5 separate regions of the Homo sapiens genome follow, and regions 1, 2, 4 and 5 are each linked to region 3. Evidence: chromatin loops called from intact Hi-C (ENCODE). Cell type or tissue: OCI-LY7. All regions are shown on one strand. Each heading gives the region's core, and the rest is flanking DNA. Links, peaks and the distances in the headings are about the cores only.

The links. Hi-C counts contacts between places; a loop is a spot of excess contacts. Peaks named below come from ENCODE experiments on the same cell type or tissue, not always from the same donor. Only the 100,000 strongest peaks of a DNase experiment are listed, where the experiment ranks them.
Region 1: it touches region 3 in a loop (4-fold over the local background); 3 of 110 quality-filtered maps call a loop at or near these places.
Region 2: a loop joins it to region 3, with 5 times the contacts of the local background. A loop is called at or near these places in 50 of 110 quality-filtered maps.
Region 4: it touches region 3 in a loop (12-fold over the local background); 4 of 110 quality-filtered maps call a loop at or near these places.
Region 5: a loop joins it to region 3, with 7 times the contacts of the local background. A loop is called at or near these places in 9 of 110 quality-filtered maps.

What each region holds. Positions count from the first base shown.
Region 1 is chr11:111,173,923-111,180,373 of GRCh38, reverse strand. No RefSeq gene overlaps it. Among named protein-coding and RNA genes, the nearest start is that of POU2AF2, 69 kb to the left of the region's middle. RefSeq lists an enhancer at 2,402-2,471. In OCI-LY7, for the core only: no CTCF peak of the experiment used is centred there; DNase peaks (open chromatin) are centred at 1,983, 2,573, 2,903 and 3,573; H3K4me3 peaks cover 3,485 bases; H3K27ac peaks cover 4,035 bases.
Region 2 is chr11:110,445,092-110,451,542 of GRCh38, reverse strand. The region is part of intron 2 of FDX1 (ferredoxin 1); the gene reads right to left. Among named protein-coding and RNA genes, the nearest start is that of FDX1, 18 kb to the right of the region's middle. In OCI-LY7, for the core only: CTCF peaks have their summits at 3,212 and 3,416 (motif pointing left); a DNase peak (open chromatin) is centred at 3,442.
Region 3 is chr11:111,227,809-111,234,259 of GRCh38, reverse strand. No RefSeq gene overlaps it. Among named protein-coding and RNA genes, the nearest start is that of POU2AF2, 15 kb to the left of the region's middle. In OCI-LY7, for the core only: a CTCF peak has its summit at 3,687 (motif pointing right); a DNase peak (open chromatin) is centred at 3,619; H3K4me3 peaks cover 693 bases; H3K27ac peaks cover 425 bases.
Region 4 is chr11:111,419,914-111,426,364 of GRCh38, reverse strand. It overlaps a transcript of BTG4 not described here. Among named protein-coding and RNA genes, the nearest start is that of POU2AF1, 44 kb to the right of the region's middle. In OCI-LY7, for the core only: CTCF peaks have their summits at 2,976 and 3,181 (motif pointing right); DNase peaks (open chromatin) are centred at 3,204 and 4,874; H3K27ac peaks cover 2,435 bases.
Region 5 is chr11:111,443,702-111,450,152 of GRCh38, reverse strand. It overlaps LOC107984386 (a long non-coding RNA gene), which reads right to left and starts at 4,289. Exons shown (of 3, transcript XR_001748382.2): 1 at 4,186-4,289; 2 at 1,926-2,019; 3 at 1,509-1,600. LOC644277 (a long non-coding RNA gene) reads right to left here and starts at 815. Exons shown (of 4, transcript XR_001748381.1): 1 at 660-815. It also overlaps a transcript of BTG4 not described here. RefSeq lists an enhancer at 3,322-3,501. In OCI-LY7, for the core only: CTCF peaks have their summits at 3,219 and 3,427 (motif pointing right); a DNase peak (open chromatin) is centred at 3,432; H3K4me3 peaks cover 39 bases.

The sequences.
Region 1 (6,451 bases), core at 691-5,690, 54 kb after region 3:
CAGTCTCAATCTGAAATTGAGGGGTGGATCTGGGGTTCAATAAAAAAAGAAACTGCTTTTCTTATAATTAAGGGACATGATTAATTCTAATAGGGCTTAATATTTTTGCATATTTATTCAGTATTAAGCATGGTTCTAAGAGTTTTATATCTATTCATTTAACCTTTACAAAATTATTATATGGGTACGCTAATTAACCTCTTTTTACAGATGAGAAAACTGAAGGCTAAAGTCATATAGCACTATGCGGCAGAGCCAGGATTAGAACCCAGCACTCTGGCCCCAGAACCTGTTCTTTTAAGCATCTTGGACTAGAGGTGCAGGCAAGAATGAGACTGAGAAGGGTTTGGACCAGCGGAGCCTAAGAAGTAGGGAGGCTTTGTTATTGCTCACTATTACCCACTGCACGCATGTACACACACTCACATGCATGTGCACACACTCACATAGGTACACACACTCATACACACGTACATACATTTACACAAATGTATATACTTACGTATACACACTCTGATCCATATACACTCATGTCCATATACACACATTCACATAGTACACGTGCACACACATACCTCCCATACAAGTAGAGATGGTAAAGAGAACACATAGGTTTGAAAAAAAATCTCGTTATTTCTAGTAACAGTTTGAAATGTTACCGGAACAAGCCAAAACAGGAACAATGTGTCATCACAATTGCCTTTATATTTTTTTCTCATTTAAGGATAATGTGGTTTTTCTTAGCCTAAAGCTAAATTTAGATGAAGAATTCTGAAATGTGGTAATTTTTGCATAGCTATTTATAATGCACTTTTAAATAGATAATTAAAAGATAACTTTAAAATATGAATCTAATGGAAGAATTTGGTAGATAATTTGGTCCAATGATGTAGTTACATCAAAGAAAACTCAGAACCCTTTCAGCCTGAATGAGAGAATATTATTATTTTTACCTACTTCCCCCTGAGGCAATCAGGAACTCCATACCTTCTGCTATGCAGAAATTGGCATGATCTGGCTTCTGGTCTTGTCTGTGGCAGCCACATTTGTACAAGGATGACACTTAGGTACCTAACCTATCTAAACTCCTTTGGATAACACTTGTGTTAGAATTGTTTGGTGCCAAGTACCTGAAAGCCACTCCAGCAAACTTAAGATCTGAGAGGAGGTGGATATAGAAGTCCCTCATGGAACCAAGGGTAAGAAATGCTGCTGGGCTTCCTCTCCCCTCTCCCTCTTATGAGCTGTGTGGTCTCACATTTCTGCTCCTCTCTCTGTCTAATTATTGTCTATATTTTTTCTCAAAATGACCCTTTCTTCTTTGCATTTACTTGACCTGACTGTAGCTTTAAATCATTCTAGGTGCATGTTCACATTCTGACCCAGCTCTCTGGATCTCCATTCAGAATTGTGGAAGGGGATCTGATGCTTGGGCTAGGTGTCCACTCTTGGTTCAGTTAGCTGTGGCTAAACAGATGGGTATAACTGCCCTGCTCACTGACTACTCGATAGGAATTCTTGATGCAGACTCTCTGAGAAAGGGCACTTGGGATGAGTAGAGGATGAGAGGGATTAATTCATGGAGAAAATGATTTGGGCGCCTTACGTTAGGTTGTTCTTGCATTGCTATAAAGGAATACCTGAGGCTGGGCAGTTTATAAGAAAAGAGGTTTAATTGGCTCATGGTTCTGCAGGATGTACTGGAAGCATAGCACCAGTATCAGCTCCTGGGGGGGCCTCAGGAAGCTTACAGTCATGACAGAAGGCAAAGGGGCAGCAGACATCTCACATGGCAAGACAGACAGCAAGAGAGGGGGCGGGGAGGGGTCACACACTTTTAAACAGCCAGATCTCCAGAACTCAACTCGCTATCTTGAGGACAGTGCCAAGAGGATGGTGCTAAATCATTCATGAGAAATCTGCCCCATGAGCAAATCACCTCCCGCCAGGTCCCACCTCCAACACTGGGGATCACAATTTAACATGAGATTTAAAGGGGAAAACATCCAAACTGTATCACACCTGTAATACAGCAGTGAACATTTTCCCTTGTATATATTGCTAGAATGCCCCTAAATATTAAAAGCAGATTTGTGGCTGGGCGCGGTGGCTCACACCTGTAATCCCAGCACTTTTGGAGGCTAAGACGGGCTGATCACGAGGTCAGGAGAGTGAGACCATCCTGGCCAACATGGTGAAACCCTATCTCTACTAAAAATACAAAAATTAGCTGGGTGTAGTGGTGCGTGCCTGTAGTCCCAGCTACTCAGGAGGCTGAGGCAGGAAAATTGCTTGAACCCAGGAGGCGGACGTTGCAGTGAGCTGAGATCTTACCACTGCACCCTAGCCTGGGTGACAGAGTGAGACTCCATCTCAAAAAAAAAAAAAAAAAAAAAAAAAGAGCAGGAGCAGGTTTGTGTGAATAGGGTTATACTAACATTAATACTCAAACACTGAGGCACAGAAAGGTTAAAACAATAGTCTAAAGTGACCGTGTTATGTAGTAGAGTCAGGATTAAAGCCTAGCACTCTGGCCCCAGAGCCTGTTATCTTAAGCATCTTGGACCAGGTGTGCAGGCAAGAATAAAAACAGGAAGAAGGGTTTGGTCCAGAGAAGGAGCCTATGAAGCAGGGAGGACTTGTGACCTGCTGTGGTTTGAATATACCCCCCAGATTTCATGTGTTGGAAACTTAATCCCCAACACAACAATGTTGAGAGATGGGAGCTTTAAGAACTGATTAAGTCATTAGCCCTAATTAGCCCTTATGGATGGATTAATGTTATTATTGAGGAAGTGGGCTTGTTATTGCAAGAGTAGATTTGTTATAAAGGGGAATTCAGCCTTCTCTTGCTGTCTCTTGTTTTTTTGCACTCTCTTCCCCTTTTGCTTTCCACCACAGGATGATGCAGCAGGAAGGCCCTCACCAGATTCAGGCCACTCACTCAACCTTGCACTTCCTAGCCTACAGACCTGTCAGAAATAAATTTCTTTTCTTTATAAATTACCACATATGTAATATTTTGTTACAGCAGCACACAATGGACTAAGACACCACCTCTCACTTATAACTTTCATATATACATACATATGTACATGCCCTTGTGTGTGCATGCACACACATACACCCACAGACACAATCTGAGCTTTTAATGATATTAAACACCTTCTCTCAAGTATTCTGGGCATCCCTTAAGGGTTCTTACTTGTGCCTGTGGGTCCAGGTTACTCTTATTTTGTCCTCTGTCATGCCAATTAGTGCCCCTTCTCTGGTTCCAGCTTTCTGCATGGGCCTCTGTCCCCAGTTATGCCCAGATCCCTCCTGATTCATCCAGGCCACCACTGCCATCAGCCCCTCCATGGAATGGGGAAGGAAAATGCTTTTTCTTCTGTGTTGCACTTAATTGGGGCAGGATGAACTGCAGTGGATCACATGGTCATAAGGCATTGCAGGGTTTGGTGGAACAGCTCTTTCCATTGTTACATAGGCTCCTTTCTCTCCAGGATCACACATGCCGCCCAGACAGCTAGATTTAACAAAGGCTTTAAGCATAGGTCACCACCTGAAACTCTCTCTTTGTGACCTGCCAGGACTTGTTGCTGATTTCCTCTGCTTGGTGAATTTTCTTTTCGGTTCCTTTCTTCACTGTGGTTTCCATTGCATCTTTGACTCCTACTCGATCATGAATATCTGAGATGTCCGAACCATAGTACTGGCTATTGTTCAAGCTTTTATTCCAATGAAGCTCCTAGTTTCCATGTAAACTAGTGATCGCAAATTGATACTTGATGTGTGTGTGTGCCAGCATGTGTGTGTGCATGTGTGTGTATGCATATGTGTGTGTGTGTGAGAATGCTATTACTAGTGCCACAAGATGGACCTGTACATGTCAATTCAGGCTTCAGAAATATATAACTTGCCAGATAGTGTCTTGGAGATGATTAGGACCTCTAGTTTCTTTATAGTTGGTGAGCAAATCTTTCATACACACCACAGTCCTTTACTGTCCCAAGATTCTTTAGGTCCAGCATTCTTAACCTGGATTTGTGGACCCCAAGTGGGTCCATAAGTGAATACTAGGGAGTCTGTGAGAAATTGCCTGCAAAATGTTATATGCACATGAACTTGTTAGGGGAGATGATCTATAACCTTAATTAGAGGCACAAAGCATCTGGATCCCCAAAAGTTTGAGAGCCAGACATTCAGACTGGCCTTGGCATGTGGGAAGCACTGGATGTGACCTAATCCAGAAAGGTGAAGGGAATAAGGAAACCAACACGCACTGAATGGCTGCTATGAGCCAATGTCCTGACCTGGGTTCTTTATGTGTTTTCTCATTTCATTTTCAAAACTGTTCCGTGTAGCAGTTATGACTCCCATATTCCAGAGGAGAAATGGAAGCTGAGAGGGGTTGAAGGAAGGTCCACAAGGCCACACAGCTGCTAAGTCAGGCAAACATGATTTACACATCTAGGCTTTTGGCCTCTAAATAACTGTGCACTTTCTGTGACATCATGCTGACCCCCGAGAAAAACAAGAAATACCAATTTCCATAGATTTCATAAGCACATTGGTAAATACTGCATTCTATTTTTTCTACAGCCCATACTATATACTAATAGCATGTATTAAATTATATTGCTCACAAAACAAAGTTTTGATCAGATATCCATGGTGTTGCTTTTTTAAAAACACACTTTCGCTATTGCTCATCATGCTTTCTGTCATAATGATATGGTTGTTATTAATAAATACAAGACACTATGTACCTGTAACTCCTTACTCTATCTTAAAGACATAAATAGGGCAGTGTAATGGTTATCAGGGATTTCCTCTCTTTGGCTAATAGGTGGGGTGGTGCAGGAGGCTGAGAAAGTCTTACTCTGTTGGGGTAGGAGGCGGAGACAGGACTCGATTCCAGAGACGGGGCTCAGACACCAGACCAAATTGAGGACTAGTTAAAATGGACTGGGAGGAAGCAGCTTTCCATAATACATGCCCACCAGTGTGCCATGTCAGTTTACCATTGCCATGGCAACACTCAGGAATTACCACCTCTTTCCAAGGCAATGACCCAACAACCCAAAAGAAATTTCCCTAGAAATTTCTGCATAAACCACCCCTTAATCTACATGTAATTAAAAGTCGGTATAAATATGACTGCAAAACTGCCCTGAGCTGCTACCCTGAGCACACGGCCTGAGGTGTATCCCTGCTCTGCAGGAGCAGTCATGGAGCTGTAACACCACCGGAGCTGTAACACTGCCACTTCAATAGAGCTGCTTTCTTCCATCTCTTGCTCGCCCCTGAATTCTTTCCTGGGCAAAGCCAAGAGCCCTTGTGGGTTAAGCTCCAGTTTAGTTGTGTAATTACTTTAAATTTTTTAAGATACCAATATTATATGACTTCCGATCTTTTTAAAATTTTCTTCAAACCGAATCTTGCTCTGTCATGTAGTCTGGAGTGCAGTGATGTGATTTCGACTCACTGCAACCTCCGTCTCCCAGGTTCAAGCAATTCTCATGTTTCAGCCTCCCGAGTAGCTGGGGTTACAGGCATGTGCCACCATGCCCAGCTAATTTTTGTCTTTTTAGTAGAGACGGGATTTCACCATGTTGGCCAGGCTGGTCTCAAACTCCTGACATTAGGTGATCACCCACCTTGACCCCCCAAAGTACTGGGATTACAGGGCGTAAGCCACCACGCCTCGCTTGATCTTTTGTTGGAAATGAATAGTGTATAAATTATCTCAGGGAAATTTAAATAATAAGCATACATTCTAATGCAGTCCTCAGTGTAGCTTTGTGCCCACTGTCTGTTTTCTAGAGCCCTCTTCAATACAGTGTAACCTACTCAACAATGTGTTAATAACATCTACTAAAAACACACTGGATTCCTGGGATGTCTTAACCATCTAATATCTACTGTTGAAAATTGTAAGTCTTCCTTTTGGTTCTGTTAGTGCTCCATAGAATTCGTTATGACACGGATCATAAAATAAATCTTCACAGTTCATTAGTAGAGTCTAAAGCAATTCTGAACACATTTTACTTGCTTCACACCTGTTTGCTTAAATGTAAATATAGAAAATACCTTGTATTCCTGCTCTAGAATTTGTAGTGGGAATTCATATTAAACAGTTCATAGAGTTGTGGAATCTGGATTTTTAAAAAAGAATTAAAAACTAATGAATTTGTATTTAGAGTTTAGAAAGTACAGAACTTATTTCAAACTAATATAGTTAGTTGTCTCTGTTTTTAAATGAAATTCCTCTCTGAGGCTGCTTTATTAATGAAACCGATTGCACTCCCTCACTACCAGGCTGGGGGTGGTGGGCTCCACGTGAGTGAGCATACTTGCTTCTTTAGGGAAGCACAGAATTGCTTGAGAAAACAAGTCAGCAGTGGTGAAGACTGGAGCTTGGAAACATGGGGTCTAGGTATTTCTCTTG
Region 2 (6,451 bases), core at 659-5,658, 780 kb after region 3:
ATCTTGGAGGAATCACCACACTGTCTTCCACAATGGTTGAACTAATTTTCATTCCCACCAACAGTGTAAAAGTGTTCATATTTCTCTGTAACCTCACCACATCTGTTGTTTCTTGACTTTTTAATAATCACCATTCTGACTGGCATGAGACCCTGTCTCTTTAAAAAAGTAGAAGAAAAGCAGCAGCAGCTACAATTACAAGAGTTAGAAGGTGCAATGCATTTTATCCCAAAAAACAAGCTATAAATGGTGATTAAGTCAGTTGTGAAGAAATAGGTTCTGTGTGTTGGCTCAAAAATTTAGCCAACATTATTTTTTATGGGAAAACAAATTCCAAATAACAAGCAGCTGACCTGAAAATAGATTATGGAAACAAAAGCTATTCACAAAATGGGGAGCTTTTTTTTTTTTGGCTTTTCATATACACAGAGAACCCTACAAAATAAACAGTGGAAGATAACCTATAAAACTATAAAAGAATAAAGGATATAAAAGTAACAAACAACAACTACAAGGCTAAAACTTGCAGCTGATCACAATATGGGTATACTAATATATGATGTATATGAAGGAATGAGGTGCAAAAGTTATATAACTTATTATATACACAGCCCCAGAGTAATATTGGTGGCTGTCAGCTTTTAGTGTCTTTATAAGTGGTTGGCTATATAAAAGTAAATGAACAGGGAAAATGTGTATGTCTATGTGTATACATGTATGTACATGTATATATATACATGGATATACACATATATGTAAACACAAAGTGATGTTTTATGAGAAATGCATTCTCAAAGATTTTGGAAATTGTACAAGTCTCATATTTCAAGAATTATTTTCTCAAAGAAACAAAATAGAAAAGTGGATTCCTAAAGTTTAAAAATCTAAAATCCTCAAACATTTTTGTTTTAAAATATACTTAAGTAGAACAAATGTTTGATGTAAAATTCTTTTCATTACTATGTCCACCTTTCAAATAACCAAAAATACATCATGTCTTACAGCAGTCCCGAGCCACAGGCCACACAGCAGGTGAGCAGAGGGCAAGTGAGGGAAGCTTCATCTGTATTTACAACTGCTCCCCATTGCTCACATTACCGTCTGAGCTCCACCTCTGTCAGATCAGCAGCTGCATTAGATTCTCATAGGATGAGAACCCTACTGTGAACTGTGCATGTGGGGGATCTAGGGTGCACCCTCCTTATGAGAATCTAATGCCTGATGATCTGTTACTGTCTCCCATCACCTCCAGATGGGACCTAGATCTAGTTGCAGGAAAACAAACTCAGGGCTTCCCACTGATTCTACCTTATGATGAGTTGTATAATTATTTCATTATATGATACAGTGTAATAATAATAGAAATAAAGTGCACAATAAATGTAATGCACTTGAATCATCCCAAATCCATCCCCACCCCAACCTTGCCCATGGAAAATTTGTCTTCCACAAAACCAGTCCCTAGTGCCAAAAAGGTTGGGGGCCACTGCCTTAGAAAATACAACGGTAGTTACCAGCAGATGGGAGTGGGGGTAAGGAAATGAAATGAGCATGTGCTGTTCAAAGGCTACAAAGTTTCAGTTAGGAGGAATTTGTGTTTAAGATCTCTAGCACAGGCCGAGCACAGTGGCTCATGCCTGTAATCCCAGTACTTTGGGAGGCCGAGGCAGGCAAACTGTTTGAGGTCAGGTATTCGAGACCAGCCTGGCCAACATGGTGAAACCCCATCTTTACTAAAAATACAAAAATTAGCTGGGTGTGGTGGTGCTCACCTATAATCCCAGCTATTAGGAAGGCTGAGACACAAGAATCACTTCAACCCAGGAGGTGGAGGCTGCAGTGAGCCAACATCATGCCACTGCACTCCAGCCTGAGTGACAGAGTAAGACTCTGTCTCAAAATATTATAAAAAATTAATTTTAAAAAATCTATAGCAACAGCATGGTGACTGCAGTTAATAATAATGTATTGTGTATTTCAAAAGTTACTAACAGTAAATTTCAGATGTCTCATCACAAAAAATAAGTGAGGTGAAGGATATGTTTATTAGCTTAAGTTAATCATTCCACATTGTATACATGTATCAAAACATCACACTGTACCTACCCCATAAATACAATTATGATCTGTCAATTAAAATTAATAATAATAACATACTTCATGCCTTAGCACAGATAATAACCTGATTTAGGAACACCTTACAGCAACACTGATATTAGCCCCTGGTGCTAGCATTTTAGCCACCATCCTGGCTTGGTTATACAACAATTTTCATGAACTTAAAAGTATATACATTTTAGTACTGCTTTGATTTTGTTTACATACTGGCTAACAATTCAGAGTGCTTTCTCCTAAATTAACAGTAGTATGTATCATGACAGGTTTTTGGCTTTCTTCCTAACATTTTGTTATATCTAACCTCTATTCCAAAATAACTCATTTTCAGATACATTTTTCAGTATTAGCACTTAATGCTTGGCTGAAACTGATACAGGCTTTAAAAATGATTTTAAATTATAACCACAGTTTAAAATATCATCACCATAGTCAAGAAAATCATACAGATATTCAGATGTCTATAAACAGCATGGTTCACATGGTGCTGACAAAGGATGGCAGGGATTTGTTTATTAGCTAAAATGGTCCATCTTTAGCTGCAGTAACAAATGTAAAATTTACAACTCACACAGCCTGCCAGCTTAAAATTACAGGATTCCTGACAACAGTTTTGGTTTCTGCAATGCTTCTGATTTTGCTAGAGTAAGAATCTCAATACTGTTAATCTGCACAATTTCAAATATATGCATATAAAATGACATGAAGAATAGTAAAGCATGCTTACTAATTTCAAGGTTGGTGAACTCATGAACCAAGTTTTGTTTTTTTAAAACAGGAATAATGATAGTAAGTACTTGGGCAAATCCTCAGAAGTTGTAGCTGTGAAATTAATTCCTAGAGAAAGTCAGATCTCTGCAGACTGCTCTGCTCCTTTCCTTTCATGTAACTTGAGTGTTTGCCAACGGGAAAAGACATTTTGTGTGTGTGCATCTCATATTAAGATCATTTTGTATTATCTACTACGATGCTGACAATACAATTGCCTGCCCCGACACCTAACCCCTTTCCCAAACAAAAATCTAGAGGATGGCTGTGTGGGAATATTATATATTAGAAATGGAAATTATGTGTAAATATAAAATCTAATTTTCTAGATTAAAGATTGATCTAGCATAGTCAGAAATACATTATATCAATAGGGACTCAAGCATGAGGGGAATACAAATAAACTTATACAAACACAATCAGGATCTTCCAATTTGTATAATTTCCCTCAAAACAGACACATGAAGAAAACAGGTAATATTGAAGAAAAAAATGTCTTGAGAGTAAACTAGGTAAGTTGAATCTCAGGTGTGTAACTGCCCCCTAGTGACAGAATATTATGATACACTCTGAAAACAGGTACCTGCATCATCCAAAAGATCTATATTAATATAAAAGTTGGCAATGAGAATGTTTATAAGTTTGAACTGTTTCCAAAATTTATGACTGTCCCTTTTTATTCATGTGTTCACTTATTACTTCATTTCGTATACAATGAGGAATTAAACAGGAATGACTTTATCCCTCATCGCAGTCTATTGGGAAAGATACACAAGAAATACATAATTACTAAACTGTGACAAATACTATAAAACAAGTGAACAAGATGCTGAGAAAGAGAATAATGGGTTCAGGGTAACAAGAGAACCACTACTTTGGACTGGGTGGCTGGGCAAAGCCTCGCTAAGGAAGTACATAAATTGAGATTTGATAGATGAAAAGCTAAATTTTGGGGATGGGAGAGAGAGGGATGTGTCTCAGGGAGAGGGTAAAGTATATACAAAGTCTCAAAGGTAGGAATTTTGGGTGAGTTCAAGCTCTTGAGAAAAGGCCAGTATCACCAAAGTGAGACAAAGAACAATGAGAAAAAAACAAAAAAGAGGAAGAGTGGCAGATGGGGCCAGATAATGCAGAGCCTTTTACGGCTGGGAATACAGATTTTATCCTATGTGCAAAGGAAGACACTCATGGTTTTTTGTTTGTTTGTTTGAAGGAGTCTCACTTTGCTGCCAGACTGGAGTACAGTGGTGCAATCTCGGCTCACTGCAACCTCCGACTCCCTGGTTCGAGGAATTCTCCTGCCTCAGCCTCCCAAGTAGCTGGGATTACAGGCATGCACCACCATGCCCAGCTGGGTTTTTTTTTTTTTTTTTTTTTTTTTTTTTTGTATTTTTAGTAGAGACGGGGTTTCATTATGTTGGCCAGGATGGTCTCAATCTCTTGACCTCGTGATCCGCCCATCTCGGTTTTTTTTTTTTTTTTCCAAGATGGAGTCTTAGTCTGTAACCCAGGCTGGAGTGCAATGGTGCAATCTCAGCTCACTGCAACCTCTGACTCCTGGGTTAAAGCAATTCTCCTGCCTTGGCCTCCCCAAGTAGCTGAAATTACAGGTGCACGCCACCACACCTGGCTAATTTTTGTATTTTTAGTAGAGACGGGTTTTCACCATGTTGCCCAGGCTGGTCTCAAACTCGTGACCTTGTGATCTGCCCACCTAGGCCTCCCAAAGTGCAGGGATTACAGGCGTCAGCCACTGTGCCTGGCCCACTCATGGCTTTTAATCAGGGGACTGACATGTCTGATTTCTGTTAGGACAAATTACCTGGCTGTTAAACTCCAGAGCAGAAGCAGGTTAGCACAGCTCCAGGCGCCCAGTGGCTGGCCAGCCCCTCGTGCCGACTGTAGGGATGGAGCCAACAGGACATGCTGGAGGCGAATCTTGGGGGCACAACTGGCAGGAGGTGCCGATGGACTGGATGTCAGGTTGGGAAGAAAGAGGAAGGAATGGTGCTCTACGGTTTCAGGTTCGAGCAGCCGGGTGGTGCTCATTACTGAGGTAGGAAAGACTCGAGGAAGGACAGGTTTCATCAGGAGGAAAAAAGGCAAAAGCTGTTTTAAATATGTTAGATTTCCAAGAAGTGATGTAAAGCAAGAAGTTAGATCTGTAAATCAGGGCTCAGAGGAGAGGTCTGAGCTAAGGATGTAAATTTAAGAGTTTATCAATATCTAGAAAGGATTTAAGGTCACAGAACGGATGAGATCACCCAGGGAGAAACTGTAAAGAAACTAAGTACTTCGGTCAGCCATGTTTGGAGTACGGTGTTCATCTGTATGACTTATGACAAATGCAGTGTTTAGATGGGCTCCTGCATTCAGCCTTAGGAATTAATGAAACAGCTGCCCCCATAATGTTGTGGTAATAAGCTCTTCTTTATAATGATAACATTGCACCCTTCCTGATTTCATTTCTCTCATCTTTATTCTAGAAAGAAGCTTAGGCTTAACTCTGTCTTTGGTGAATCTAGTTTAGCTTACTTATCTCAAGCTTATCTTTAAATACAAAGATTTGTGGACATGTCAGGATACTTGATCTTTAAAGCTTTTCTTCTGAGTCTGAATACGCGAATTTCTATGATACCAGCAGAATTTTTAAATTTACATTAAATTTTCTATATTTCTTGGGTATTCGGAAAAAAGATTATTTCAGTGCTTATCTCTGTGTGATGATATGAAGTGTTAAATTCTTTTTAAATGTATTTTTAAAATTTGCTATAATGAACAATGAATCTGTATTAATACCTATGTTAACAATATTAGCTAATATTTATTTAGGACTTGCTTGGATTTACTCATTTGATCTTTACAGCAACTTTATGAGGTAGATATTAATATTATCCCTGCTTTACAGATGAAAAGATGAGTTATGAGTAGGTTAGATACCCAACCCAAGGTCACAAAGCTGAAAAAGGGATACAGCTGGGAAAGAAGCCCAGGCAGGACATTCTTCCATTCCAACCAATGACTTTCAGAAAAAACTTTATTTAACTGTGACTCACAGTACGAATTTCATTTTACATCATGACCCAGTACATATATACTTGTAAAATAGCTAAATAAACATTTCCTAAGATAATACCCTTGCAAAAGATGATATGTTTTTATATGTTCTTTTTGATTTCTTTAAAATGCTAGTTGGGAGTGACTAAATTGATTTCATGACCTTGTAATAGTTGTCACCTGCGGTTTAAAAAAAACTGTACTGTAATATATAGTCACAAGTGATGAAGAAAAAAATACTTTTAAAAACTTAAAAGAATACTTTCAAGTATTAAGATCATAATACTTATGTTTTAATTTAGAAGAAATTAATATAAAGCAATCCACACAAATTATTTATGCAAAAAGCATTTTACACTATTTTGAGAATATGTAACTTCATGTAAAATAGCAGTTGGAAGCCATTTAAATAAATGTTTAAAATTTTCATCTTCACAATTTTTATCAAATAGGACATTTAAAGAGCTTTTGCTAACCTATAAAAATAAACAATACCTCATCAGAAAAATAA
Region 3 (6,451 bases), core at 737-5,736:
ACTTCCATATCTCAGTTAGTAGCATCACCATTTTTTGAGTGTATAAACCTTGAAAACTCTGAGTTATGCTTTATTTCCCCCTTTCATTTCCAGCATTCCACAGCTGTCGGTCTTGCCTTCATCGTGGGTTTCTCTTCAGGCCCCTTCTCTGAACCTACGACCTGAATCCAGTCTGTGCTGTGTCCTCCTTGACTTACGGTAGTTTTCTGTTAGTTTTCCCGTGCTCAGCATCTCCATTTTAGTCCATCTCAATTAATGTTAGAGCTCTGATCATTTCCTCCCCAACTACAAATCTCAGATGACTGCCCCTGGCCCACCAGTGAAGAACTGGTTCCTCACCTGTCATCCAAGTCCTCCACAATGAGGCTCTAACTTCTCTCAAAACTGTATTCTCCTTATGCCTTATTCTGTTATCCTCATTTCTTCCTAAATTTTTTTGGTAAAATTATTATTTATTTATTAGATTTCCAACTTTTATTTTAAATTCAGGGGTACACATGCAGGGTGTGCAGGTTTGTTAGACAGGTAAACGTGTGCCATGGTGGTTTGCTGCACAGCTCATCCCATCACCTAGGTATCAAGCCCAGCATCCATTAGCTATTATTTATGATGCTCTCCCTCCTCCCACTCCCTCCGACAGGCCCCAGTGTGTGTTGTTCCCACCATGTGTCCATGCGTTCTCATCATTCTGCTCCCACTTATAAGTGAGAACATGTGGTGTTTGGTTTTCTGTTCCTGCTTTAGTTTGTTGAAGATAATGGCTTCCAGCTCCATCCATGTTCCTGCAAAGGACATGATCTTGTTCCTTTTTATGGCTGCATAGTATTCCATGGTGTATATGTACCACACTTTCTTTTTTTGTGTGTGCAGTTTTTTGAATACCTTCATTGAGGTATAGTTGACATACAATTAATTGCACACTTAAAGTGTACAATTTGCTAAGTTTTGACATATACCCATGAAAGCATCAGTATAATAAAGATAACAACCATATCTGTGTGCAGTGGCTCACGCCTGTAATCCAAGAAACTCAAGAGGCAGAGGCAGGAGCATTGTTTAAGGCCATGAGTTTGAGATCAGCCTAGGCAACATAGTGAGACCCCATTTCTACAAAAAATAAAAACCAATTAGCCAGATATGGTGGCATGTGCCTGTAGTCCCAGCTACTTGGGAGGCTGAGGCAGGAGGATTCCCTGAGCCTAGGAGTTTGCTGCAGTGAACCATGATTGCACCACTGCACACCAGACTAGGTGATAGAGTGAGATCCTGACTCAAAGAAAAAATGAAGGCCAGGCACAGTGGCTCATGCCTGCAATCCCAGCACCTTGGAAGGCCAAGGTGGGCGGACCGTGAGGCCAAGAGATCGAGACCATCCTGGCCAACACGGTGAAACCAATGTACCACATTTTCTTTATCCAATTTATCATTGATGGACATTTAGGAGCATTTCTATATATATTTTAATCCTCAAACTTTGGTTCATACTGTTTTCTCCACTGGTAACATTTTCTTCTGTTGTTTACTAAAATTTTATTTATCCTTCAAATCTTATCTTATACACATGTCCTCTGTGAAGACTTTCCTGTTGTCCCTGAACTGAAGGTGATTCCTTCCTCATTTGATCCCTGCAGATCTCTCTATTGTATTTGTTTTTCTTCTCTCAACTGTACTTATTCCTTTACTTGCTTTGTGTTCCCATTAGATCTTGAGTTCTGAGAAGGCTGAACTACCTATCTCCTGTAAAATGTGACCCAGAACCTTTTAAATAGTAAGTGCTCAAATATTTACTGAACATAGGGAAATTCTCTGAAAGGTGGTGAGGAAATAAAATGGAAGAGTCACTGAATGACTGAGTCCAGAAAAATAGCTTGATATTTTTCTGAACTGTAACATGAGAGATAAATAAACTTTATTTTGAAGACACTGTAACTCAGGGCCTGTTACAGCAGTTTAGCCTTTCAGGCATATACAATTGGAAACACGACTATGTTAAGTATGTTATGACATAAATACATCACTAATATAGACATAGGAAGGCTCATTCATTCATTGATCCCTGGGGATGATCAGTTCTGTATGATAAATAAATAAAGACCCAAGGGAGATCCCTTTAGCCTACATAAGTTTAGGGAGCTCTTCAATGGCCTGAGCTTTTGCAATAAGGAGAAACAGCAGTCTGGCAGCTGTGGCAGGAATCTGAGATCAAGTGGAGAGGCTCCTGACACGACTCTGACCAGCAAAACCATCTGACCGCTAGTGAGACTGAGCCCTGAGCTCAGCTTAGAACAAAAGGTGAAGTCACACTTCACTCAAGGATAGAGTCAACATTAAAAAGTGAAAATAAAGGTGAGTCAAAATAGAAAAGAGAGAACGGGGCAGGGGAGCCTGAAACTTTAGGGAGCTGAGTTACAGAGGCTAAAGGAAAGGTGAAGGAGTGAGTTGCAGTGTCAGTCCTGATATGCCCGAAGGGCAAGTCCTTGATGGTCAAATAGAAGAAATGCCATCCTCTGCCTTGGTCTGAATACTGAGGGGTTGCTGGGGCTGGGGTGCCTGGAGAGCAGATGTAACAAAGCCCAGGGGCAGAGAGAAACATCTAGAGTATCATTCTTAGAAAACATAACAGAATATCAATGCCTGCAGGGTCAAGGGTTCCATCACACCTTGCACGCTGCTAACCTGAACAGACTTGGGACCAAATCTGTACAGACTGACCATCATTCAACCTGGCATAAATTGACACTAAACTTGGCCACTTCCTGAATCTGATTTTGTCTGTTTTCCACCTCTCCTGTCTGATCCTTTGAATGCTTGAAATTTCCCCATCTCCCCAGGTTTCTAGAGGTGGAGTGAGGGAGCCCAATCAGCTGCCTAGTTTCCTGAGGTTGGACCCTGGCACAAACCCTTCTTATCAACCATCCTGAATTGACTTCACCAGTTGACAGCCTCATCTGCACCTGACACCAATGTATGAACATTGCTCAGAGTTCTAGAAGCTGTATTTAAACCTCTCCCCTCAGACTGAATCTCCTATCTGCCCTCCTTTCCCTAACTCTCCTTATTCACATGCCTAATCTAGACTACAGTTCTTTTGGGGGTGTTGAAATCCATTGACCTGACCTACTAACCTCCCTCACATAAAAGTTCTTGACCCTGGCCGGGCGCGGTGGCTGACGCCTGTAATCTCAGCACTTTGAAAGGCTGAGGTGGGCGGATCACCTGAGGTCGGGAGTTCGAGACCCCTGGCCAACATGGCGAAACCCCGTCTCTACTAAAAATACAAACATTGGTCAGATGTGGTGGCACGAGCCTATAGTCCCAGCTACTCGGGAAGCTGAGGCAGGAGAATCGCTTGAACCCGGGAGGCGGAGGTTGCAGTGAGCCCAGATCGGGCCATTGCACTCCAGCCTTGGCAACAAGAGCGAAACTCCGTCTCAAAACAAAACAAACAAACAAAAACAAAAAAACCCGAACAACAACATAATAGTTCTTGACCAGGCTGGCATAAAAAGGACATCTTTTAATGATGCGTAGCTGTAGGCTAGAGGGGAATGCAGAAAGGAGGCTTTGAGCATGAGTAGTTTTTGCTTTCGATTCCCTTTTCCTGCCTTGGGCGATCACGATTTCCCCTCTTGCCTCCTTTCACCAGGGACATTCATTTGGGAGTATTTTCAGTTTAAGCCACTAGGTGGTGCCTCAACCCTATCCGCAGCTCGCCAAAAGGGCTTGCCCCGGCAGCTGGGCAAGAGCGAGGATTTTTTTGGGAACTGCAGTGACCTGGAAGGAAGGTACTCTTTTCTTCCTGAAAATCGCGGACATCAACCTGAAATGCTCCTTCCATGACTGGTTGCAGAGAAGGAATCCATTTCCCGACCTTCCCTGCCTATCCCTCCAATTCTTTCCCCTACGCTTTGCTGTGGATCACTACATAGCATGGCACATAGAGGAGGTGCCTCTTTCTCTGAGTGGTCTGGGCATGCAGAACTCTCTAGTTTACCACAGGTGGGAAAGCCATGTGGTTAAGGGCACAGGCTCTGAATCTATAGGGCCAGGTTTGAATCCCGGCTCCACTTACAAATGATGTAAACATGGGCGAGTCACATAGCTTCTCTGTGCCTCAGTTTCCTCATCTGAGAAATGGGGAGAAAGACATTGGCCTGTCTCAGGATTGTTCCATTGTAATGATGTAGCTGTTATTTATTAGCACTAGATTTATTTGATCCAGTTAGACACTAGATGAAACCAAGCAAACTTTGGTCCTTGGTAGGCTCCATTTGCCATCTTCCTGGCCCTCACGATAAAATACGAGCCCACATCTTTTCTAGTCTTCTAAGAAGGATTCTTGGTATGCCTCCTCCTTCCAGGACTGAGAGAACGCTACTTCTCCTTCTGACCACAAAGCTGACACAAGATTGGTAATCTGCTCCCCTGGCCTTGAATTTTTTTCTGTGGGAGGCAGAACCCCTACACTGTAACTCCAGCGTTCCAACTCAAAGTTGGCTGCCCCGCCCCCCACATCCTGCCCACAATCAGCTTGCTCTCGGCACTCCCTTCCCTTGTAACCATTGTGCATCTAACTTGGCACTTTTGTTCTGGTTTACATTTCTGGGTACTCTGATATAAAACCTTTGAAATCAGTTTGGTATAAAATCATTTATTCAGTGATTCTTATAGCCAGGTACTGTGCCAATATGCTTTGTATCTGCTGGGCATTGTTACTGGAGTGCGTGTCTTCCCTCCCAGCAGTCTAGGGGTGGGAACCGGCTCTCCTGTCTGTCTCCACATTGCAAACAGTAGGGACTGCAAAGTCATTGGTTCACTGGCCAACTATTGGATGCACGGAGCTGTGAAGGGAGAGAACACAGTCAGCCCCCTGGATACAGTAGTCCTCTATTCTTTATTAAGTTTAAAATGAAATTCCCATCTTCTTAGGGGCTTACTCTGAAAATCACTAAGAGAATAACCTCTACTCTATTGATAACAACTCTTGGCCTCTCCGACTTCTCTGAACTGTTTGTGCTTTATGTCCTTCCAATTTGTCCTCCAGTTAGTGGCTTCTTGACTGACTGTTGGGGGTAAGTGAGGACTGGATAATGGGGAAAATAAAATCTTCCACGAGCTGAGGATTTTTGAGATGATCCCCCTCAGGTGTCAGGGTCTTGAAGCCTTGGGAGCCGTTCCCTGCCGCTAAACAGCTGTTTGATTTCCTCAGCTGGAGAACTAGCCCTTTCTTCCTGACCGGCTCACGCAGGAGCTGAACCTTTTGGTCAGGAGAGGATTTCTGTGTCTACACACAAAAGATATACATAGTCTCACTCATCCCTGACAAACAGATTTGTGCCTTGGATTCTGTGGTGAAAATATTTTGTTTTTTTTTTTCTTTTATTAAAGCTTGCCCATTTTTTGTTGAAGGCTGCTGAAGGATGTTGAGTGGTCCTTCTCCTGATATCCCTAAATGGGCACTAGGGCCATAGCTGGAAACAAGAGGTGTGAACTATCTTCCATTGTAAGGAGACCCACCAAGCCCTGGAGGTCCCTGGAAGCCACCCCCACCCAGACTGGTTAGGAGGTAACGAGTAGCTCCTTCTACCATTAGCCACTTGTATCCCTCTCGCAAGTCTACATAAGAAAACTAGGAAGGGGGTGCTATGGTTTGAATCTGTGTGTTCCCCCAAAATTCATTATGATGGAACCTAAGACCCAATGTGATAGTATCAAGAGGTGGGGCCTCTCAGAGGTGATTAGGCCACGAGGGCTCCACTCTCGGAAATGAGATTAGGGCCCTCGTGAAAGGGTTCAAGGGAACTAACTCAGCTCTTTTTGCCCTTCTGCCTTATGCCATATGAGGACACACTGCCCCTTCTGCCATGTGAAGATGGAGTAAGAAGTCCCTCACCAGACACCAAATGCTGGTGCCTTGATTTTGGACTTCCCAGCCTCCAGAACTGTAAGAAATAAATTTCTTTGTAAATTACCTAGTCTAAGTCTAAGATAGTTTGTTACAGCAGCAGGAATCAACTAGGATGGGATTGTGTGAAGAAGGAGGAATGGGGAAGAAAGCCATGAGTGTGAGGCATTTGTGTTGAGAAATTATTTCTTCTCTTCCCCCTGAGGTGAAATTTATATCCCCACCCTCTCACCCCCAGCCAGCCCAGTGAGGCGAGGCTCCAAGAAAATTACTTGTAGAAATTAGAGGTGCCTTGGAAAGGGAGGCTGACATCTTGGCCCCCAGTTGGATGACTTGCTGATCTGCTCTGGGCCCCACTAAGCAGGAGAAAGAGAACTGAGAGATGGCAGGGCAGGGTGGGGGTGTGACCAAGGCAAGTATGAACATGTCACCCATGGGCCTAGAGGTCACAGGGGAAGGTAGCTTGAGCCACTTCAGATAGCTTCTGGCTGGGTGCGGTGGCTCACACCTGTAATCCTAGCACTTTGGGAGGCCAAGGTGGGCGGA
Region 4 (6,451 bases), core at 727-5,726, 190 kb before region 3:
CCATGGGTGCTAGAGTCTTCTGCCAGGAGGATCTATACAATGTGTAGATACAACCACTCTCAATCCAGTCCTCCTTTCCATTTTTTTTTCATTTCCCTTCCCTTCCTCTGTCACTGCTTTCATGGTTTCTTGGCAATTCTCACCTCTCTCTGGCTGGACCACCCACTTTCTCATTGTGGGAAGACACTGAGCATACCCCACATGAACTCATCACCCTCCTCCTTGTCCCGCTGTGCTCCTCTTGACACCCTGGTTTTTGGATAATGATGCCAACATTCTGTAAATCACCTAGGCACTAGAGCCCAGGTCAGTTTCTCCTTTTTTTTCTTTCTTTGAGACGAGGTCTGGCTCTGTCATCCAGGCTGCAGTGCAGTGGCGCAATCTCGGCTCACTGAATCCTCAACTTCCAGGGCTCACGTGATCCTCCCACCTCAGCCTCCCGAGTAGCTGGGACTGCAGGTGTGTGCCACCATGCCCAGCTATTTTTAAATTTTTTGTAGAGATGGGGTGTCACTATGTTACCCAGGCTAGTCTCAAACTGTTGAGCTCAAGCGATCTTCCCACCTTGGCCTCCCAAAGAGCTGCGATTATAGGCGTCAGCCACTGTGCCCGCCCTCAGATCCATTTCGATGCTTTTCTTGCCCTTGCTAGTTCCCAGATTGAGTGTAGTCTGCTTGGTTAGTATCTCTTGCATTCATACCCTATTTTTCTTCCTACCTACTGCTCTGATTTTGGTAATTATCTCTCATCTGGGTTACTACAGTAGTTTCTTAACTGAAATTTCAATATTTCCCGTCTTTCTTCTTAAGTTTTTCTTCTACTATCGGGCCAGATAAATCTTCTAAAAGGCGCTGATCATAACCTTGCAGCATTAAAAACTGTCATTAACTCTCCATTGCTAACCCCCAAGTCCCCAGGCTCCTTAAATGGTCAGCACTGGGGGCTCTCCAGTCTTCTTTTTCGACTGTATCCTTGGAGGGACTATGAGCTCCATGAGGCCAGGGCTCCTGTGTCTTTTGTGTATGTGTTTATCTCCATGATCAGCATGGAGCCTGCCTATGGTACAGAGTGCCTGGCATGCAGCAGGGCCTCAACAACACCTGTGAACCCCCTACCCAGAAATGCTGCCACTGTCTTCCAGGAATCCTTACTGCTTCTAAAAAATACCCTTCATTTTTCCTACCTCCTCCTTTGCACACGTTCTGCCTGGAATGCATGCCCCATGATAAAAGTTTGTTCCACACCTACCCATTTTCCCAGGTCCAGCCCAAATGGCGCCTTCCTTCATGTAGCCCTCTATGATTGTACAGAAGGACCTGCTCATCCGCTTTCTAAACTGCCATGGCAGTTTGTCCCCTCTCATGGCCCTTGACATCACATCTCTTCTCTAGTAAGGTTTGAGCTACTTGGGGACCGGGCTTGTTTTTATTAATCTTTTAAAGTACCTAATACAGCCTGGCTCACTGCAATCTCTATCTCCCAGGTTGCAGTGATTCTCCTGCATCAGCCTCTTGAGTAAGCTGGGATTACAGGCACCTGCCACCACGCCTGGCTAATTTTTGTATTTTCAGTAGAGACGGGGTTTCACCATATTGGTCAGGCTGGTCTCGAACTCTTGACCTCAGGTGATCTACCCACCTCGGGCTCTCAAAGTGTTGGGATTACAGGCGTCAGCCACTACATCTGGCCTAATTTTATTGAATTAATAAACAAATGCTTAAGTGACCGTAAATCTTTTATCTGCAGGCTTGGTTTATTAATAACCACATAACCTTACCACTTAATGATGATGAATGACTTTGAGGCCAGTTAGCATTCAGTTTATTGGCCTCAAATAAATGAATTATTTGGGTGGATTAACCAACTGTAATAAATGTGAACAAATTAGCACTGTCATCTTACAGCAAAAATTATATTGAGGTGAATTCCATGCCAAGTTGTGGGGCAGGACGCCCAGCATTTTCGCGTTAACTCATCATCTCCTTTCTCACCCCATGGTGTTCCTCTTGACTCCTTTGTTTTTAGATAGTGACACCAACATTTTGTAAGTCATCCAGCTCTAGAGCCCAGGCTAGTTTCCTTGCTTTCCTTGCCCTTGCTGCTTCCCAAATTGAGCATCATCTATCCGTGTCACTCTCAGTATCCTGGGGCACTGGATTGTATCGACTTGGGCTGTGGATGGGAGATGCCCTAAAGATGAACCTGTGAGGGCCTTTAGTGTTTCTCTAGCTAAGAGCTCTCTGAAGAACATGTTTCTTGCGATGGGCAGGATGGGAGAGGCTGGTCAAGCCTCTGAGCCTGTGCTCATTTCCCTTCACCTATTTTGCTCCTCCATGAGGCTTCTGTCACCACTGGTGGTGGTGGTTCTAAGGCTGTGGTGACCTGGGGAGGGTCTCTGTGGTGACTTAGCACCTGGGGAGGGAGAGGTCTGGCTTTCTCGGCCTCCTCTTCTGGCAGGGCCCTGAAAGGAGCTCAGGCCTCGGAGATTTCCTGGTTCCAATGTCCTTTCGTCTTAACAGTCCTCAGCTCACAGCTCCTCCAGAAAGTGGTCTTTATGTGTAAGGAGCTGAGTTTTCATCCTGGCATGTCTCTCATCTTTCTATGCCTTAATTTCCTCATCTGATGGTGATATCTATTTTTTGAGGGTGGTGGCATTGTTTTTGTGTATTAAATGAATGTCATATACTTTGAGAACCAAGCATGTTATATTATTATTTATTGTCATTGATATCGACAGGTCCTTTGGAAGTTGTCAGCTTGGGCTCAGCTGCCTGTGGTGTAAGGGTGGGCAAGGTGTCTAAGAATTCCTTTGGGGAGGGGTAGGCCAGCTCTCTGGGAGGTAGTTAGTAGGAATGCTTAACTGAATGGTTTGGTGCACATGATGCTTTGAGATCGGTGCAGTGGGGACCTTGGAACACATGCCATTAGTCTGGCCCAGGCTGGGCTAAGGGCCTGTCCTGGGAGTTATTTCAAGTTTTGACAATGGAGATATGGCACTGATGTAAAAGGATTTGATTCTTAGGATCTTCCAGATAATGCTGCCCTTATTTGGGAGCAGTGGATTGGGGGAGAGTTGGAAGATGTTCCCAGAATCTAATTTCTAGGGGAGAGAGTGCCTCATTCGGTCTCCCGGGCCCGCCACCACAGCGAGCTCTCAGTAGGGGGAGCTCTGTCACTGCGGTGGCCCTTCTTGCTGACTCGGGGTGGAGGGGCTATCTAGGCACCTGAGGAAGGCTTAGGAGTGGCCAACAGGGGTCTCTTCTGCAGGAGGAACCTGAGGTGTCTGCTGAGGAGCAGCCAGGTCAGGAGTCACTGGCTACAGGGTCCCCACCTGGAAAAGAAATGGAAATGCACTGTGTCCAGTGCATGGGGGAGAAAATGCACCAATGTCCTGACACAGGGAGTCTCACTAAGGTGGGGGAAAACAGAGAGGTGTGCAGCCTTACTAAGACCAAAGCTGCCACAGCACCTGCTTTATAGTCTATAGAATCCAAAACTGCCCTCCCTCTCCACCCACAGCTGCTTTTGGGGATTGGCTGCCAGCTGGGGATGGGGGAGGCCAAGACAGAACTTGGAGTTCCTGAGTGTGTCCTATGGGTGTCTCGTGTCCATTCTTATTGAGCAGGGGAGGGACCTTGTCCTGTTTCTGGCCTCGGGAGTCACCCTGTCCTGTCCCTGGCTGATCCTCTGCACCTGAGGCACAAAGGTTCTATATAGGAGTGTTTCCACGTGGTGATTCAGGTTAACTGTCTTCCTGTGCACTTGATGCCCAGGCTCGGTCTGGGAAGAGAGGACAAAAAGGTCAAAGGACACATCCTTCTATTCCAGCCTGCGCTTGGTGGCCATGTGAGCATTAGGGCGATGAAGGCCTGTGTGCACATGCATTTCCAGGACTCTTGGGGTGGCAGGGTGGGGTGAGCACTGTGAATGTCCATCTTGAGTGTCCAGCAGGAGGGCACCTGGGTGGTCTCAGAGGCCACGTACAGCAGCCATTTCTCATGAGCATGAGAGGAAGTCCAGCAGAAGTGTGTCAGTGTGGTCTTTTTCAGAACCACTCTGCCCTTACTGGGGACCTCTATGATCAATTTTTGTGCCTTGAATATTTAGGTTGAGATTGAGCTTGGTGCACGGTTGGCTCAGAGCTGGAGGAACGATTTGCTGGGGCTCCCTTGTGAAGGTCGCTGAGACCAGAAGACCCTCCCCTGCATCCTTTTGTTTTGGGATAAAAAAACAGACTGGCTTGAAGCAGTTTAGGAGAATCCTATTGGAATGATAGATTAGAGATTCTCTCTTGGTGCATAGAGAAGGGACTGTTTTCCTGAGTTTCAGAGATAGGGAGAGGTTGACTTGCTCTCCAGCAACTTCTGGGCCCTTTTGATTCCCGTGAGCTTGGTCTCAATGGTATCACGAAAAATTGCTGTGACCTGCCATGCCTTCTGCCTTTTTTTTTGTCTGATGGAGTCTCACTCTGTTGCCCAGGCTGGAGTGCAGTGGCATGATCTTGGCTCACTGCAACCTCTGCTGCCCTGGTTCAAGCGATTCTCTTGCCTCAGCCTCCTGAGTAGCTGGGATTGCAGGCCCCTGTCACCATGCCTGGCTAATTTTTGTATTTTTAGTAGAGATGGGGTTTCACCCTCTTGACCAGGCTGGTCTTGAACTCCTGACCTTGTGATCTACCTGCCTCAGCCTCCCAAAGTGCTGGGATTACAGGTGTGAGCCACCACGCCCAGCCGCCTTCTACTTTTTGTAAGCCTTAGTTTATAGTGTTGCTGGGGAAGTTAGCCCCATTTTCTCTTTCCTGCAAGCTGGGCAGGTCTATGCCTCTAAGGTGCAGACATCAGTTAATTGGTAGCCAGATGGGAGCCCACAGGGACATCCTGCCCTTCGGGAAACACACGTGCAAACCTAAATTTTGTCTTTGCAAATCGGTTGACTAGCTGTGCTTGCTAGAAGCAAAGTAGCTCTCATGAATTATCCAGTTTGGAGTTTTTCAGATCATGATGAACTCAGACACAAAGCCAGGTCTCCTCCTTTGTATGGAGGCAACATTAGGTAAAGGGGAGGGCTGAATGCTCAGGTCAGCATAGCTAATTATGCCATCTCATCCTCCCCCAAGCCCTTCTATGGCTCTGGCTGCTCTTAGAGATAAAAACCCTTTAGATAGTCTACGAGGCCCTATATGAGGTGCCCTCTCTGAGAGCTAGGCTCTTGAGATCCATTGCACACCAATCTCTGGACTCCAGCCACTTGGGACCTTGGTTCCTTGATTCTGTCACGCTCTCTCCAGCCTTAAGGCCTTTGCATAAGTTACTCCTTTTTCCTGGCATGTTCTTTCCCATCCCTATCCCATCCTTTTTTCTAGGTAATTTACTCTCACCTTTTAGGGACTAGCCTAGGTGTCCCTTTCCCAAAGGAGCCTTCTGGGACCTCCAAGATTGTGTTCCATCATGTACTCTCAAAGTCCTTGGTAGCACTTATTACAATTATTAGTGTTTTGAATTGTATAATTGATTCATTTTTCTCTGCTAGAATGTAAGCTTCATGAGGGTAAGGCCTGTTAGTTTATTTTTTTATCCTGTCAACCACTCAGCATAATGCTTGGCACAAATTAGGTGCTCAATAAAAATGTGTTGAATGAATGCATGAATGAACGGGGTCACCAGGTTGCTACTGCAATCCCTCTGGCATTCTACTAGACAAACTGTGTCTCAAACTGTTGAATGCTGTTTCTTGTTCTTACCCATTACAGGGGAGAACCACAGGTGGGCAAAGTAGCTCTACATACAGCTCCTGTGACTTTTGAGGCTTAACTCTTGTGAGATGATCATGGTCTCATCTCCCCCTGTTTTATCTCCCCCAGAGTCTCTGCTAAGGCAGAGTCCACACCCTACCATGCCCACTGCCTTCTTCCTCCTGATCCTTGGTCTTTTGGTCTTTGTGTAAAAAATGTGGCTTTCTCCAGGCAAAGCCCAGAATGCCACCTGGTCCAAGGAGGATTGTTGGCTATGATCTCCTCAGTTTCACTTCCAGAGCTGGCTGCTCAGATTGGTCTACCCTGCTGTGGATGCAATTTCAGGATGAGGTTGAAGAGCAGGTCATCTGGACTGCTGGGATGATTTTAAAGGAAACTTTAATATCTCCTGGACAAGCCAGCAGCTGGTGTCTGCAAGTCCTCCAGGACTTTGCACCTTGAGACTTGGATTCAGGGGCAGCTGAGAAGATAGACTGTGAACTTTCCTTTGCCGAGAGAACTGGACTACAGCTTAATGGCTGGACCCTAGGCATCTCTAGGACACTACAGTTGTCCATTGTAGATTCCTTTACCTCAAGCCACTTCTGGACCTGCCTGTCCTTGGGTGCCTGGTGCTGAGTCAGCAACACCTCCCTCCTGTCTTGGCAATGTGTGGCCAAACTAAGCCAAGTCTGATTATAATGGGTTGGTTCATCTAGA
Region 5 (6,451 bases), core at 956-5,955, 220 kb before region 3:
GACCTCTTGGACAGTGTCCCTCTTCTTTCATGAACACAATGACCTCTTATTCAAGGAGTTTTGTAGGATGAAATAAAATCAACAAAGGGGCCTTGCTCTGGTTCTGAGCCTCTGATGTTGGTGAGGTGCCAGTGATGTGGGCCAGGCAGCAGCAGCCTCTGGACCCTGCACATAGGCATGTCCTGCATGCTCCCTCTTTGGAGGCAGAAGTCACAGGCCCTGGCTCTGCATGAGGTAGGACCTCAGAGTACTGTACCTGACTCCCCATGCCTTCAGTGACAGAAATCTGTGGGATGCCATCAGGGCAGCTGAGCTGCAAGATGTGTCTCTGTCTCTCTGGGCACAGAGGGCTGCACATTCTGCTTGACTGTTGTCCCCAGCACAGGCAGAGCCCCAGGGCTTGGGTCATGTCCATGGGCATCTCCTGGTGTGGCACACACCTGCACAAAGACTCAAACTTCTTGGGGACACCTCCCTGGGGAAGCTCTTCCTCATTCTCTCCAGCTGCTTCTAGGAACTGCCTGAGAGTGCAAAGTACTGACCTCTATATTTCCAGAGAGGGGCAATGGAATGAGCCCAGTGGCTGGAATGGTGGACATTTGAATGGGAGGGTGGAGGGGCAGGAAGGCCAAGGACATAATAGATGGGCATTCTCCTACCTCGTGGGCACAGTGGTCATTCCACTGAGCCTTGGTCAAACATAGCCCCTCCTGATTCCAGTGGCTCCGTCCTTGCAGCTCCTGTGTTCCCACTGGACACAGCCCATTGGCTCTCCAAAGTCTCGGTGGCCCGGGAGGCAGGGGTACCGACTGTCACTGGGCTGGGGGCGGGGAGGGGGAGGGAGGAGTGCTGGTTCATGTTGGTTGGTTAATACTTCGTTGTGGTGAACCATGCCCAGGTTTTTGGCTGTGACCCTTTTGGAAATGGGCCAGAAGACAAGGGCAGGGGCGGGGAAATGAGCAATAAACAGGGCAGGGGAGGAGTCAGGGGGAGACCAGCCTGTTCTGGTAAGGGTCTGGCTGGTGCTATCATTTCAATAAAAAAAGAGACTTGAGACATTCAGCAAAGGAAGAATTCACATGCACATTTGTTGGCTTGCAGAGAACGTTCAAGTTGGAAGGGCTTGGGCTAGGATGTGTTTTGGAAGTGATCGTGGCAAAAAGCAACATAAAGTCTGTCATTTTCTTGGAGAAGGCGAGCCAGATTTAGCAAATGAAAACACAGGTCACCCAGTTAAATTTGAATTTTAGACAATTTTTTTTTTGGGTATAACTATGTCCCATGCAAGACTAAAAAAAAGTTTGTTATTTATCTGAAATTCAAGTTTAACTGGGTACCCTGTATTTTATCTGGCAACCCTATCCCCAAGTCACTTGGAAACCTGAGCCAACCCTGGTCAAGTTACACCTGAGCCGAGTTTGACTTGAGACCAAAACAGTCCTGGAAACGCAGCCTGTCCTTGGGCCCCCCTGCCAGAGGACATACTTGGAACACTCGCCCAGGCCCCCGGCAGACACACGTGTCCTTGCCCTTCTCTGGCTGGGTGGCCTCTGAGCCACAGGGGAAACAGGCATCCTGGCCGGGCCAGGGGTTGAAGAACCTGGGAGGGCAGAGGTGGCAGAAGGAGGCATTGTGGGGTCCTGCTCCGGACAGGAAAGTTCCCGGGGGACAGGGAGCAGGTGGTGAGTTAGGACAGAGACTACCTGTAGGGGGACAGCCATGCAGTAATTAGGACTAAGACTTAGCTTCCAGGAGCGGTGGGTCACCCACGATCCCACAGGGGCACAAGTGGACCCCTGACAGTGCTCTTCTCCCATTAGGGGGCTTCTGAGCCCTAGCCCAGCCCAGGTGTCTCATAAAGCCAGCATCTTCCCCCAGAGCTGTTTTTCTGTTCCCCACTCCTCAACTATACCCCCAGCTCCTACCCTCTCTGCATCCTGGTGGGTCTCGCTCTTCTTTTGCACGAGGCGTCTCATTCCCGCAGTCCTGAGGGTTCTCTGTGCTCAGGCATGTGGCACTCTGGAGGGCATGGCAGAAGACAGCTATGGAAGCCCATGTCACTGGGGTGCCCTCAAAGGGGAGCATCCTCACCCTTGGGTGGGGTGACAGTGGCAGAGAGAGAGGTAGGCATAGAAGTAAGAGGGTGGACAGATGCTGAGAAAGACCGCTGGGGAGGCAGATGGAGAGTTAGAAGGCAGCAAAGCACAGAGGCCCAGTGCCAGCAACACTATGAGAAAACAAGATGAGGGTGGCGGTACAGGAGAGGCACAGGGACAAGTGGACCCAGGATCCCAACTCAGAGAGAAATGCCCAGGAAGGGCAGCCTCTGCCACCCATGGGAGCTCCGGGATGCACTCACTGAATATTTCATGAGGATGAAATCTAAGATATGGATCCTCTGAGCAGCTTTGGCCCAGACAACTTAAGTGTCTCCACTCTCTTTTTCCTACCTCCCTGTCTTCCGGGAACCTTCCTCTCCGGAGGAATGCCTCCATCTGCCGCCTCTGCTCTCCACGGTTCTTCTCTATCTCCTATCTCCTTTTCCTTCCTAGAGAAGCTGGTGGGGTGTGTGTGCATGCGTGTGCATAACTGGGCTTAGTGAGGGCAAGGGACATCTCAGTTCCCTTCTTCTGCAAGGCAAAGCCAGCCAGATTCCTTTAAGTACTCTCCGTGTGTGAAATGCTGCAGGAGAGATGCAAAGGAAATAAAACCCGAGGCTTCTGCCTTTGGTGCGTGTACAGCCAGGTTTCAGAGACCCATATGGTTTTAGCTTTAGAAAGGATGTTGGAGATTATTTAGTTCTCTTCTCCCAGTTTATAAAGAAGACTGCGGTCCAGAAAGACTGAAAATTCAGGCAACCAGTCAAGTGCTCTTAAAGAATATGCATACCCAGAAAAACTGGAAACTGTAAAACTGCCAGTGAATCCTTGGATAACCACATGATGTATCGGATAAAGCATTCAGCAGGTGGTGGAGAGAAAGGCTCAGGTCCTGGCCTTGTCATTAATTACTTTTCAAAAGGGCAGAGGTGGCAGAAGGAGGCGTTGTAGGGTCCTGCTCCAGAGAGGAAAGTTCCCGGGGCACAGGGAGCAGGTGGTGAGTTGTGACAGAGACTACCTGTGGGGGGACAGCCACGCAGTAATTAGGACTAAGACTTAGCTTCCAGGAGCTACATTCTTTTTTTGTAGTAAGTCTTTCAAATCCAGAGTGCATTTGGATATGCAGCATATCTCAGCTTGTAGTAGCCCCATTTCAAGTGCTCAGTAGCCATAGGTGGCTGGTGGTTACCATAATGTTCAGCACAGGCTGACTTCCTCCCACAAAGCCACTTCTCTTCTGGGTGTTCCAGGCCCTTGAGTGTCCTTCCCTGCACATCTCAGTCATCTGCTTTGCCTTTGTTTGTCCAGATGGTGGCACTGTGAGCTTGCAGGAAGTGGTGAGCAGGGCGTGGAGGAGTCCAGTGGAAGGAGAAGAGGAAATGCTGTTGCAGGGGAGGATGTGTGTGTGTGTGTGTGTGTGTGTGTGTGTTTATTGGTGTCATGATCTTAATTATTTTTTATAGGAAGTAAGATTAGCATCTGTGTAATGTTTTGCAACAATTCCAAAACGTTCCTGTCCCTGCCAATCACCTGAGGATCTTTTAAAGACAGAGATTCTGATTCAACAGTATGGGTGATCTGGGGTGGGGCCCAAGATTCTGCCTTTCTAAGAAGCTCTCAGTGAAGGCTGACCTCATTGGACCATGCTTTCAGTATCAAAGTTTTGCGAGGAACTTTGATATGCACCACGCTTTTTGGTACTCACAACTACCTTGTGAGATTGACATTGTAATGAACCCCACTTATTGTGTTAAGAAATGGAGAAACAAAAAGATGAAATCACTTGCCTAAGATCATACCAGTAATAGGAGGTGAGGCCAGGGTAGAGCCCAGGTATTCTTGCTCTGAAGCCTGTTCGCTCCATACCAATCACATACATTTCCCAGGTAGTAGAAAGTAGGTTCACGTTGTCAACCTTCCTTCTGCTCTGGGTAGGTAGGTGGGAAAGCTTCCTACTGCTCTGAGGTCTTAAGGGATGTTCTGTAACCTTGTGGTCTCTCTATCCTGTTTCTATTATAATCATGGCCATTAGCTCTCTGCACTTCTCCTCCCTTCTGTGAAATCCATCTCAAAGGTAACTTCTTACCTGGTGAGTGGGACAAGGAGGTTGTACTTGGCTGGTGAAAGGTCCTGGGGGCCTAAGTAGGTTCAGATTACTCCAACTGGCGAGAGTAGTAGAGCTGGAAGGGATCCTAGGGGCTGTGTCCTTCAGCTCTTTTATTTTGTGGATGAAGAAACTCAGACCCAGAGGGAGGAAGTGTCTTGTCCTGAGTCAACACAAGACAAGATGGAAAATTCCCACAAGGTCAGGTCACTGGACAGGATTTCTAGGAATGGCAAACCGGAAAAGACTAAAATAGAGTTCAGGTTGCTTTTCAGGTTGAAGTTTAAATTAAAAATCAGATCCTAATTAGAGAACAATTGTTCTCTGCTTTGAAATGTCCTGCCTCAGAGCCTTTAGCAATTGGGGATATGTTGGGCCTAGAATGTGGCAAAATACTTAATGAACCTCTTTCCTAGGCTCAGTCCTGTGGGAATACAGAGGACTGCCCTTATAGGGCCACGTATATAACAAAGGAGGGCACGATGAAAGATGTGGAACTGAGCTGTGTGACAGCCCACACAGGCTGAAAAGGCTCAGAGGATCCCCGGACCCTGTTGGCACGATACACAATAGGAGTGGAGGTATAGATGCTGGAGGCTTTGCTGTGAATCCAGCCTCAAGGAGGTAATGCCACTAGTCTTCCTTCCTGCATGAACTCCCAGACTGCATTAACTGCTGGATTAGGGAAGGGAGCGTGTTCATTCCAACATCTCATTTTAAAGATGAGGAAACTGAGGCTCAGAGAGGTTTGGGATTTTCACAAGGTCACATAACTGGTTGATGGCAGAATGAGGGCAAGTCCCCAATACCCATCAGTAATTTCCTCACAGTACTGTACCACGAGGGCAACCTTAACCTTAGCACGGTACCATGAGGGTAGCCGTTGGGCTCCCCATCTCTCTTCTTCGCCACTGCTTCTTCTATCCCCTCACCAATATCTATTGTCTTTGTCCTCTAAGGCTTATGTCCTATTTGTCCCGTTTGACAGAGAAGGTTATGGTTTTCAAAAACAAACTTTCTTGGTTGACCGTTGCCTTGGAGAGAGCCTGACCACTCCCCTGCCTCTCACAGAGGAATCCCCCACGCCAGCTTTTACTGCTGCGCTCTCCTGCCTTTCTTTCCTAACGTCTTCAGCCACCCTCTTTCCACCATTCCTTTTTCTGTTGCCTTTCATCCAGTTCTGAAAAAAATCTCATTTGATTCCCTTACCTCTTCTTCTACTTTTTAATTTTTATTTTTTAAATTTTTGTAGGTACATAGTAGGTGTATATATTTATGGGGTATTATGTATTAAAACATCTCATGTGTCAAAAAACATATCCTTTGAGTTACCAACAATTCAATAACAATCTTTAAGTTAGTTTAAAATGTGCAATGAAGTTATTATCGACTATAGTCACCCTGTTGTGCTATCAAATAGTAGGTCTTATTCATTCTTTCTATTTGTTTTGGTACCCATTAACCATCCCCACCTTCCCTCCCAGCCCCCCACTACTCTTCCCAGCATCGGGTAACCATCCTTCTACTCTCTATGTCCATGAATTCAATTGTTTTGATCTTTAGATTCCACAAATAAGTGAGACATTGCCTCTTAGGACTCTCCTGTTTCTTTTCCTTTCTCTCCTATGTCTTCTCTCCCCTCCCCTCCCCTGCCTTCCCCTCCCCTTCTCTCCTCTTCCCTCCCTCTCCTCTCCTCTCTCTCTGTCTCTCAGTCACACATACATACACACACTGTCTCTACACACACACACACACACACACACACACCCCTCAGGGTAGTGGTTTGAATTAATTACACTCAGTTCATGGAACATTGTCATTGCTGGTGTGGTTTGGGCAGGAAACTTCTCCTATTTTGTTCATTTATTTTTCTCCATTTATTCTTATTTCCATCTCCCCATAAAAAATAATTCTGTTAAACCAAATGTGTGTCTGTGAGTTCCTGCAAAGCAGGCATCGTTTAGGCACATGTCCGTTTTAAATGCTTGCAGAGGTGGTTGTGCTGTCTCACCCTGGTTTCTTACTCCCCACTCTGCACTGTTTTAAATACTCACCTGTGTTGCTAAGCGTCCTCGAGCTGGAGGCTTCTAAGTGAGGCTTCCTGCTTCATCTATGCCCATACCTAAAGACCACGCTTTCTGATTGCTGCCCTACACTTGTTGCACCCAGGTCCTCGTCCTGTTGCCCCCAGCTGTCTGACTTTCACTGTATCCCCAAACTGCCTTCTCTCAGGACCCTGGCAGTGCCC